Regions from separate parts of the Homo sapiens genome. Here region 2 is linked to region 1. Evidence: chromatin loops called from intact Hi-C (ENCODE). Cell type or tissue: dorsolateral prefrontal cortex. All regions are shown on one strand. Each heading gives the region's core, and the rest is flanking DNA. Links, peaks and the distances in the headings are about the cores only.

The links. A loop is a pair of places that touch in the nucleus more often than their neighbours do. Peaks named below come from ENCODE experiments on the same cell type or tissue, not always from the same donor. Only the 100,000 strongest peaks of a DNase experiment are listed, where the experiment ranks them.
Region 2: a loop joins it to region 1, with 3 times the contacts of the local background. A loop is called at or near these places in 11 of 110 quality-filtered maps.

The regions. Positions count from the first base shown.
Region 1 is chr11:78,315,827-78,321,201 of GRCh38, forward strand. The region is part of intron 1 of GAB2 (GRB2 associated binding protein 2); the gene reads right to left. It overlaps LOC105369402 (a long non-coding RNA gene), which reads left to right. Exons shown (of 3, transcript XR_950343.4): 3 at 2,998-4,653. Among named protein-coding and RNA genes, the nearest start is that of GAB2, 99 kb to the right of the region's middle. In dorsolateral prefrontal cortex, for the core only: a CTCF peak has its summit at 3,102; DNase peaks (open chromatin) are centred at 3,165 and 3,970; H3K4me3 peaks cover 2,204 bases; H3K27ac peaks cover 5,000 bases.
Region 2 is chr11:78,239,918-78,245,292 of GRCh38, forward strand. All of the region lies in intron 3 of GAB2 (GRB2 associated binding protein 2), which reads right to left. Among named protein-coding and RNA genes, the nearest start is that of USP35, 54 kb to the left of the region's middle. In dorsolateral prefrontal cortex, for the core only: no CTCF peak of the experiment used is centred there; no DNase peak of the experiment used is centred there; H3K27ac peaks cover 1,878 bases.

The DNA.
Region 1 (5,375 bases), core at 171-5,170:
AGATGGCTGGCGAAGTACTGTTTCTGGGTTTATCTGTGAAGGTGCTGCCAGAGGAGGTTGACATTTGAGTCAGTGTACTGAGAAAGGAAGAGTCACCCTTAATATGGTTGGGCACCATCCTACTGCCTGTCAGCATGGCCAGAAGAAAGCAAGCGGAAGAAGGTGGAATAAGCTTGCTTGCTGAGGCTTCTGGCTTCCTTCTCCCCACTCCCCCTCCCCCTGCCATATTGGATGCTTCCTCCCGCTCCTCCTGCCCTTGGACATCAGACTTCAGGTTCTTTGGCCTGACACTGGGACTTGCACGGGGGGCCAGGGGGTGGGTGTCCTGCCTTTGGGACTGACTTAAAGGCTGCACTGTTGTTTTCCCTGGTTTTGAGGCTTTCAGACCCAAACTGAGCCACTACCGGCTTCTCTCTTCCCCAGCTTCCAGATGGCCTATTGTGGGACTTTGCATTATAACTGTGTGAGCCAATTCTTTACTTTCATAATATACATATTATGAAATATGTATAAACTCCCTTTCATATATACATATTATTAGTTCTGTCCCTCTGGAGAACACTGACTAGTACAGGATTATAAGGGGTTAATAACTAGAATATATAAAGAACTACAATAACAACAAAAACAAACAACTTAACTAAAAATTGACAAAGGACTTGAATAGACATCTCTCCAAAGAAGGGATACAAAATGACCAAGAAGCACATGAAAAGATGCTCATGTCACTAATCATTGGGGAAATGCAAATCAAAACAATGAAATACTACCTTGCACCTATTAATATGGCTACTTTAAAAAATAGAAATAAGTGTTGGTGAGAATATGGAGAAACTGGAACCCTTGTGCAATGTTGGTGGGGATATAAAATAGTGCAGCTGCTATAGAAGAGAGTAAGGCAATTCCTCAAAAAATTGAAAATAGAATTACCATATGATCCAGTAATTCTACTTTTGGATACAGACCCCAAAAAACTGAAAGCAGGAACACAAACGGAATATTTTTACACCTATGTTCATTGCAGCATTAGTCAGAAGAGCCAAAAGGTGGAAGCTACCCACATGTCACTGGTGGATGAATGGAGATATAAAACACAGTACATGCATACAATGGAATACTATTCAGCCTTAAAAAGGAAGGAAATTCTGACACATGCTACAGCAGGGATGAACCTTAAGGGCATTAAGCTAAGTGAAATAAGCAGTTAGAAAATACCATGTGATTCCACTTATATGACAAAGTTACATGGCAAGCCTAGAGTAGCCAGATTCAGAGAGACAAAAAATACAACAGTGGTTATTAGGCCACCGGAGGAATAGGGCATCAATGTCTAATGGGTATAGTTTCAGTTTGGGAAGCTGAAAGGAGTTTTGGAGATGGATGGTGGTAATGGCTGCACAGCAATATGAATGCATTTAATGTCACTGAACTATACACTTAAAAGTGATTACGATGGGCCGGGCACAGTGGCTCACGCCTGTAATCCCAGCACTTTGGGAGCCAAGGTGGACAGATCGTAAGTTAAGAGATTGAGACCATTCTGGCCAACATGGTGATACCCCATCTCTACTAAAAATACAAAAATTAGCTGGGTGTGGTGGCGGGCAGCTGTAGTCCCAGCCACTCGGGAGGCTGAATCGGGATAATCGCTTGAACCTGGGAGGCGGAGGTTGCAGTGAGCTGAGATGGCGCCACTGCACTCCAGCCTGGCAACAGTGCGAGACTCCGTCTCAAAAAAAAAAAAAAAAAAAAAAAGATGATTATGATGGTAAACTTTATGTTATGTGTATTTTATCACAATCAAAAGAAGAAATAATTTTTTTAAAAAGTAACATATATTAAGCATTCAGCAAAGAACTTGGCAACGAATCTTTGCTCCTTCCTTTCCTCCTGATGCAATCTTTTGTTTCAAGGTTCTTTTTAAGTTACCTAAGGAGATCAGCCCTAAACAGCCCTGCCATTATATCTGGCTGATCATCCCAGGGTGAATTCTTTTCTTTTCTGGGCTTTGGTTTTGTCAACCATTAAAAAACAAGAAAAAGAAGAAGAAGATTAAACTACATTACATTTCCTTTTAACTCTAAAACTAAGAACACATTGAAGGTAAAAGAACTTACAAACAACCTGGCAGGAAGGAAGAAAAAGATATTCTGGAGCATTTATTATGTGTCAAATATTGTACTAAGGGCTGGGGATCCACAAATATGAATATACAAAAGGAAGATAATTCCTGATTTAGGGGAAAATAATAATAGAAATCACAATCTTGTATATAGTTGCTACTAGAGGGTTACAGGAACAGAACTGATTACCTACCAGGGAAAATCCATCAGAGAGTTGATAATTGAGGGAGACTTCTTTTTGAGGAGGGAGATGAGGGATCAGGAGTGAATCTGGTGGAACAGAGGCAGAAGGGCTATCAGGAGGAGGGACCAGCACAAGCACCTTACAGAGTGCATGCACTAGTCAGGGTCCTGGAACAGTCCAGAGAAGCGGTGGGAGCCAGTCAGGAAAGACATTTTGGGATCTGATTGTTAAATGCCAAAAAAAAAAAAAAAAAGCTGTGAAAAGGAGCTTGACTTTCATCCTGAAGGCAGTGGCGGACCACTGACAGTTTTAACTGGAGAGGGATAGGATCCAGTGTGCATAGTAGAAATATCACTTTGGCAACAGCATAGATGAGGATAGATTAAGGGAAACAGGAAGCCCAGACAAAACAGGATAAGGGCCTGAACAACGGCAGTGGCAGTAGGGAAGGAGAGGAAAGAAAGATCCCTTTGCCTCAAGCAGCTCCCACAGATAAAGGCAGGAATGGTACGCAAACTCCAGAAGGTTGGCTCTTGCACACCAGGGACCTTGAACCACATTCTTATTTCTAAACGGTTTCTGACGAATTCTGAATGTCCCCAGGTCCAGGGCAATCACTTAAAGGGAGGAAACTGGCATAAAAGTTAATCTGTTTCAGCTGCTATGTTATCCACCACCCCTTCTCACCAGAAATAATCGGAGGCAGCACTGGAAAAAGGAGCATCTGGATGCAGTAAAGACCCATCCCTTCCCGCACTGGAGCTGTTGGCTCATCCCTGGAAATCACAACAATCAAGAATGGAGAATCGTTCTTTTCATCCCTTCTCACAGCATTATCCCAGCAACCTCATCCCCTAACAATGGTGTGGTCTGTGTTATGTTTTCCCTCCATCACTGCCCCTCCCTGCTGCTGCACAACAGAGGTGCTGTGCCCCAGAGGCCGCTGAGGTTGCAGGCCTCTCAGCCTCTGAAACAAGGCTGTGAGCGTTTGGATGCACCCTCAGAAGGAGCTGCATAAATAATCAGATGAAAAACACCAAACCTTAACTAAAAATGAATTTTTTTTCCTCCATTTTTTCCTCCATTAAACCAGCTAAAAGATTTTCATGACAATTCCCTGTAGTGTGATAAAACAGACACCCTTGCATGTTGCTCTGAACTATTTGTTAGTATTATGTGTTTGGAAAATAATCTGGCAGTATTTCAAATGCCTTAAAAATGTTCATCCCTTTGTGCCCAATAATTCTCATTTCTGGCATCTGACTTTAAGGTAATAATTCAAAGGAAAGAAAAAGATGTATGTATGAAGATATATATTGCAGTACTAGTTGGGGAAAAAAGTGGTAGAGTTTCTGTTCTTTACAGTTTTCTCCCATGTTTTCCTCTCTAACTTACCCTTAGGCTTGGTAACATTCATCTCTATGGCTCTTGATAGAACCAGACATAATGACAGAAACTGGAATTTCTCACCCATGTTCACAACCTAAACAAGATCTGCTATAAAAATAATTTACTATATGACTAATCATACTTAGCAGAGAGCCACATTTGAGGCCTTTTCATTTTTATGAGATATAAAATTATTAAAGTGCACTTAAAATAAAAAATTAACTTACACATTTATTATTCTACTGTAAACCAGGCACTGTGCCACGGGCTGAGGATACAGCAGTAAACAAAACAGACATGGTCCATGATCTCAGAGCTGAGTATCTGGCAGAGATATAAAGAAACAGACTTTTTTTTTTTTTTGAGACCGAGTCTTGCTCTGTCACCCAGGGTGGAGTGCTGGAGTGCACCGGTGTGATCTCGGCTCACTGCAACCTCTGCCTCCTGGGTTCAAGCAATTCTCCTGCCTCAGCCTCCTGAGTAGCTGGGATTACAGGTACACACCACCACACTGGCTAACTTTTGCATTTTTGTGGAGATGGGGTTTCGCCATGTTGGCCAGGCTGGTCTGGAACTCCTGGCCTCGATCTGCCCCTGCTTGGCCTCTCAAAGTGCGGGGATTACAGGCATGAGCCACTGCGCCCAGGTGAGAAGAAACAGATAATTTTGAAAAACAATTTTATTTTCTTTTTTTCTAGAGACAGGGGTCTCACTATGTTTCCCAGGCAGGATTTGAGCTCTTTGGCTCAAGCAATCTTCTTGCCTCAGCCTCCCAGTAGGTGGGACTACAGGGATGTACCATCATGCCCAGCTAAGAAACAGGTAATTATGATAAAGCATGATCAATATTATGATCAAGGAAAATATGGTGCACCATGAGAATTAATAGCAAGGAAGAGGGTCTTATCCTTGTTCAATGTGGGAAGAAGATAAGGAATTTGGACATCATCCTAAGGACAACAGAAAAGAGGAGTGCTATGGCTGGATTTATGTTCTAGAAAGATCACTCTGGCTGCTGTGTGAAAAGCTTGAGAAGAGCAAGCCTAGCATCAGGTATACTAACTGGGAGATTTTTTTCTTTTTTGAGACAAGGTCTCACTCTGTTGCCCAGGCTGAAGTGCAGTGGTGCTATGACAGCTCACTGCAGCCTCCCAAGTAGCTATGATTACAGGTGTGCATGACCACACCTGGATAATTTTTGCCTTTTTTTTTTTTTTTTTTTTTGGTAGAGATGGAGTTTTGTCATGTTGCCCAGGCTGATCTATCTCAAACTCCTGGGCTCAAGTGATCCACCTGCCATGGCCTCCCAAAGTGCTGGGGTTACAGGCATGAGCCACTGTGCCCAGTCTCAACTGGGAGATATTATAGTCCCAGTAAGAAATTATGGCTTAAACTGTGGTGGGCAATGGAGAGAGAGAGAAGGTAATGCAAAAGAGATATTTAACTGATCAATTTCTTAGTCACTGCTGGAATGTGGGGGTTGAAACAGAGTGAAGAATGACTTACAGGTTTCTAGCTTGAGCCAACTATGACATCTACTGAGGCAGGTTTCCCGAGCTGTAGGCCAAGGATTTGGTCTGAAAAGTTCATGCATGGGTTGGAGATGTACATTTGGATGTCATCAGCATATAGGAAAGGTAACTGAAGCCATGGGGGTGGATATGAGTACCCCTGTACCA
Region 2 (5,375 bases), core at 233-5,232, 76 kb before region 1:
CTCCCTTTCATTCCTGAGGCTAAGCTGTGGCTGAGCCATTGCTAGCCCAGTGGCCCAACATTCCAAAGCTGAGCTGTGAGCAGCTGTTACACCCTTCCCAGGGGGGTCAAGCAGAAGTAAAGCTAATCCACCTGCCCCTCTCCCCACTCCCTTGGGCCAGAGCTGAAGCAGTATGCTCTCTTCAAGGAAAACAGTATCTTGGCTGCTCAGAACAGTCATGCCTCCACAGTGCCTAAGCTGAAGCCAGTGGCTGCATCCTAGGAAACGGTGCACTGACTCCCCAGAATGAGGTACCCCAGTAGCTAAAATAATATGGTTCCCTGCATTCCAGGGAAAGGATGCCTGGGCTACTCAGAACAGTCACACCCTCCTGGGCCTGAGCTGAAGTAGCACACTGTCCCCTGGGGAATGGGTGCCCTAGCTGAGCTGAGAGGGGGTGCATTCCAAGGCTGAGCTGATACAGGACCCTGTGTTTCAGGGAAAAAGAGCAGTGTCTGAGCTGAGACACCCTGCCCTACAGGCCAAACAACTCTAGTGCCTTGCTTTCCTGGAGCTGCACTAGCCCCCTAGAGTCTGAGCTGTTGAGATACGCCTCTCCCTGGGGAGTAGAGTCATTGCTCTGCTGTTCCCTGCCCCTCTGTAGCCCAAAACACAGCTATACTCTGCCATTCCCGGGTATTTGCTAAGCCTAAAGAGGGACCATGTAGAGTCACTGCTACATGGTGTATCAATCCCTGGGACCCAAGTTGCCATTGAGCCTTATTGACTCAGGTTCCCAAATTCTAGTTGTATCCTCCTCCCTGAAACCAAACCTCCAGAACATCCCTTCTTGCCCAGGGTGAGGCCAGTGCTGTGCTCTGCCTACCAGGGGTAGAATCACAGCTGGCCCCTGACCTGAGCTGATAGAGGGTTCAACAGAGTCATATCATAGATCCTGGCCCGGAGGGCAGTCCACATCCAACCATGCTACGGAGAGTGAACCTGCACCCCAAGACCCAGCTGCCACAATAGGTTCATGAGACTCTGAGCTTAGAAACCCAACGCCACATAAGCTCCAAGCACCAGTACCTAGAACCCAGCACTGCTGCAGCTACTTGTAGGCCATGCCAGACCTGACACTAAGAGGGATCCCCCTGACTGAGTCTCCTCATTTGGGGAAAATGAGAAGAGAAAGACCCAAAAAGCCCTTTACGCTAAGGATATTAACAACCTATGCTACCACCGCTGCTGCACAAACTTCTATAGTCTAGGCCACTGAGGCACTCCCAGTTATTGTTGATGTTGAACATAGGCAAAGAAGCTGCATGGAGACTATACCATTGCACCTAAGTGGAAACACAGTCATCACATCCTTCTCAACTGGAACACTAAAACCCAACTGCAGGTGAAAGTCTTTCTCTAAGAAATCCACTCCAGAAAGTCTGGAAGAGGTGATCTTTCCACCAGAAGCATGGACACTTAACATGAGGACACAAGAAACACAAAAAAGGAAGGAAATATAACACCAAAAAAGCACCAAAGGAACTCTGGCTAGTAACTAGAGCCCAGTGAAAAGGAGATCAACAAATTACAGAAAGGGAATTCAAAATAATGACCTTAAGAAAACTCAATGAGGTACAAGAAAACACACACAATTCAAAGAAATTAGGAAAAAGAATTCACAATATGAACAAAAAAATTCAAAAAAGAGAAAGAAAAAAAAAAACCCAGAAATCTTGCAGCTGAAGAATTCAATGAATGAAATAAAAAACACAACAGAGAGCTTCAACAGCAAACTTGATCAATTAGAAGAAAGAATATCTGAACTTGAAGAAAGGTAGTTTGAAATTACCCAGCCAGAAGGAAAGGGGGAATACAAATGAAAAGAGTGAAGAAAACCTGCAAGACTTATGGAACACCATTAAGATCTACAGGGAGAGACAGACTCTAATATAATCATAGTTGGAGACTTCAACACCTCACTCTCAGCATGGACAGATCACCTAGACAGAAAATCAACAGGGAAACAATTAGATTTAAACTGCGCTTTAGATCAAATGGACCTAACAACACTTCATCCAACAGCTGCAGAGTATAATTCTTCTCATTAGCACATGTGACATTCTATAGGACAGACCTCATGTTAGGCCAAGAGATTTTAAAAGAATTGATATCACATCAAGCATCTTTTCTAACCACAATGGAATAAAACTAGAAATCAGTAACAAGAGGAAATTTCAAAATTGTACAAATACATGGAAAATTAAACAACATGCTCTTGAATGATTTAATGGGTCAATGAAAAAATTAAGAATGAAATTTAGAGCCGGGTGTGGTGGCTCATGCCTGTAATCCCAGCACTTTGAGAGGCCAAGGTGGGCGGATCACGAGGTCAGGAGATCGAGACCAACCTGGCTAACACGGTGAAACCCCATCTCTACTAAAAATACAAAAAATTAGCTGGGTGTGGTGGCGGGCACCTGTAGTCCCAGCTACACAGGAGGTTGAGGCAGGAGAATGGTGTGAACCTGGGAGGCAGAGCTTGCAGTGAGCCGAGATCATGCCACTGCACTCCAGCCTGGGCGACAGAGCGAGACTCCGTCTCAAAACAAAAAAAAAAGAAAAAGAATGAAATTTAGAAATGTCTGGAAACAAATGAAAATAGAAACACAACATACCAAAGCCTATGGAATACAGCAAAAGCAGTATTAATAGAGAAGTTTATGGCAATAAATGCTAATACCAAAAAAGTAGAAAATTTTCAAATAAACATCCTAATGATGCATCTCAAGGAAGCAGAAAAACAAGAACCAAACCCAAAATTAGTAAAAGGGGAAAAAAAAGATCAGAGCAGAAATAAAATTGAGACAAAATAAAACTGATCAACAAAATGAAGTTAATTTTTTCAAAGAATAAACAAAATCAAACCAGTAGCAAGACTGACCAAGAAAAAACGGGAAAAGATCCAAATAAATACAAAATCAGTCTGGGTGTGGTGGCTCATGCCTGTAATCCCAGCACTTTGGGAGGCTGAGGCGGACAGATCACTTGAGATCAGGAGTTCGAGACCAGCCTGGCCAACATGGTGAAACTCCGTCTCTACTAAAAATACAAATATTAGTGGGCATGGTGGCACACGCCTGTAATCCCAGCTACTCGGGTGGCTAAGGCATGAAAATCGCTGGAACCTGGGAGGCGGAGGTTGCAGTAAGCTGAGATCACACCACCGTACTCTCCAGTATGGGCGACAGAGTGAGACTCTGTCTAGAAAAAAAAAAAGAAAAAAAAAGGCTGGGCATGGTGGCTCATGCCTGTAATCTCAGCACTTTGGGAGGCAGAGGCAAGTGGACTGCTTGAGGTCAGGAGTTAGAGACCAACCTGGCCAACATGGCAAAACTTTGTCTCTACTAAAAATAGAAAAATTAGCCAGGAGTGGTGGTGGGCGCCTGTAGTCCCAGCTACCCGGGAGGCTGAGGCATGAGAATCACTTGAACCCAGGAGGTGGAGGTTGCAGTGAGCCAAAATCGCGCAGCTGCACACCAGCCTGGGTGACACAGCGAGACTCCGTCTCAAAATAGATAAAGGAATAAAATAAAAAAGAAAAAGGAGACATTGTAACTGACAGCATAGAAATGCAAAAAGGATCATTAAAGATGATTATGGACCAGGTGCAGTGGCTCATGCCTGTAATCCCAGCACTTTGGGAGGCCGAGGCGGGCAGATCACGAGGTCAGGGGATCGAGACCATCCTGGCTCACATGGTGAAACCCTGTCTCTACTAAAAATACAAAAAAAAAATTAGCTGGGCACAGTGGCACGTGCCTGTAGTCCCAGCTACTTGGGAGGCTGAGGCAGGAGAATCACTTGAACCCGGGAGGCGGAGGTTGTAGTGAGCTGAGATCGCGCCACTGCACTCCAGCCTGGAGGACAGAGCAAGACTCTGTCTCAGAAAAAGAAAAAAGAAAAAAGATGATTATGAACTATACACCAACAAATTAGAAATCCTAACAGAAATGGATAAATTCCTGGACAAACACAACTTACCAAGATTGAACCCAAAAGAAATAGAAAATCTGAACAGACTAATTATGAGTAATGAGATGGAATTTGCAAAAAAAAGTCTCCCATCAAAAGCAAAAACAAAAAAGGGCCCAGCTAAGACCTCAGAAGCACCATCAAAAACAAAAAATAGACAAATGGCTGGGTGTGCTGGCTCACATCTGTAATCCCAGCACTTTAGGAGGCCAAGATGGGCAGATTCAAGATGGGCAGATTCCTTGAGGTCAGGAGTTCAAGACCAGCCTGGCTAATGTGGTAAAATCCTGTCTCTATTAAAAATAGAAAAATTGGCCAGGCATGGTGGTACATGACTGTGGTTCCAGCTGCTCAAAAGGCTAAGCCAGGAGAGTCATTTGACCCTGGGAGGCAGAAGTTGCAGTGAGCCAAGATCGCACCATTGCACTCCAGCCTGTACGACAGAGGGAGATTCTGTCTCAAAAGAAAGAAAAAAAAAAGACAAATGGGACTATATTAAACTAAAAATCTTCTGCACAGCAAAGGGAAACAATCAACAGAGTAAAGAGACAACCTACTGAATGGGAGAAAGCCATTCTGCAAGCTATTCATCTGATGGAAGGTTGATATCCAGCATATACAAGGAACTCAAACAACTCAACAGCAAAAAAAAACAAATAATGGAGTTGAGGCAAATTAGCTGAAAATAGTTATCTTTCAAACGAAGACAGAAAAACAGCCAACATTCATAGTAAAAAAAAAAAAAAAAAAAAAAAGCTTGCCGTCTCACTAATCAGCAGGGAAATGCAAATCAAAACCACAATGAGATATTATCTCACCCCAGTTGGGATGGCTATTTTCCAGAAGAAAAATAACAGATGCCAGTGAGGATGTGGAGAAAAGGGAACTCTTACACACTGTTGGTGGGAATGTAAATTAGTACAGTCGTTATGGAAAACAGTATGAAAGTTCCTCAAAAAACTAACAATAGAACTACCTTATGATCCAGCAATCCCATTACTGGGTATATATCTGAAGGAAAGGAAATCAGTATGTTAAAGAGCTATTTGCACCCCTATGTTTATTGCATCATTAGTCACGATAGCCAAGATAATGGAATCAACCTAAGTGGTCATCAACAGATAAATGGATAAAGAAAATGTAGTATGAGTCCATGTATATGAGGCATCTAGAGAAGTCAGACTCACACAGACAGAAAGTAGAATGGTGGTTTTCAGGGCCTGAGGGAAGGGGAAATGGGGAGTTGTTGAATGGTTAGAATTTCAGTTTGGTAAGATGAAAAGATTTCTGGAGATTGATTATATAACAATATGAATGTACTTTACTGAACTGTGCACTTAAAAATGGTTAAGATGATATAT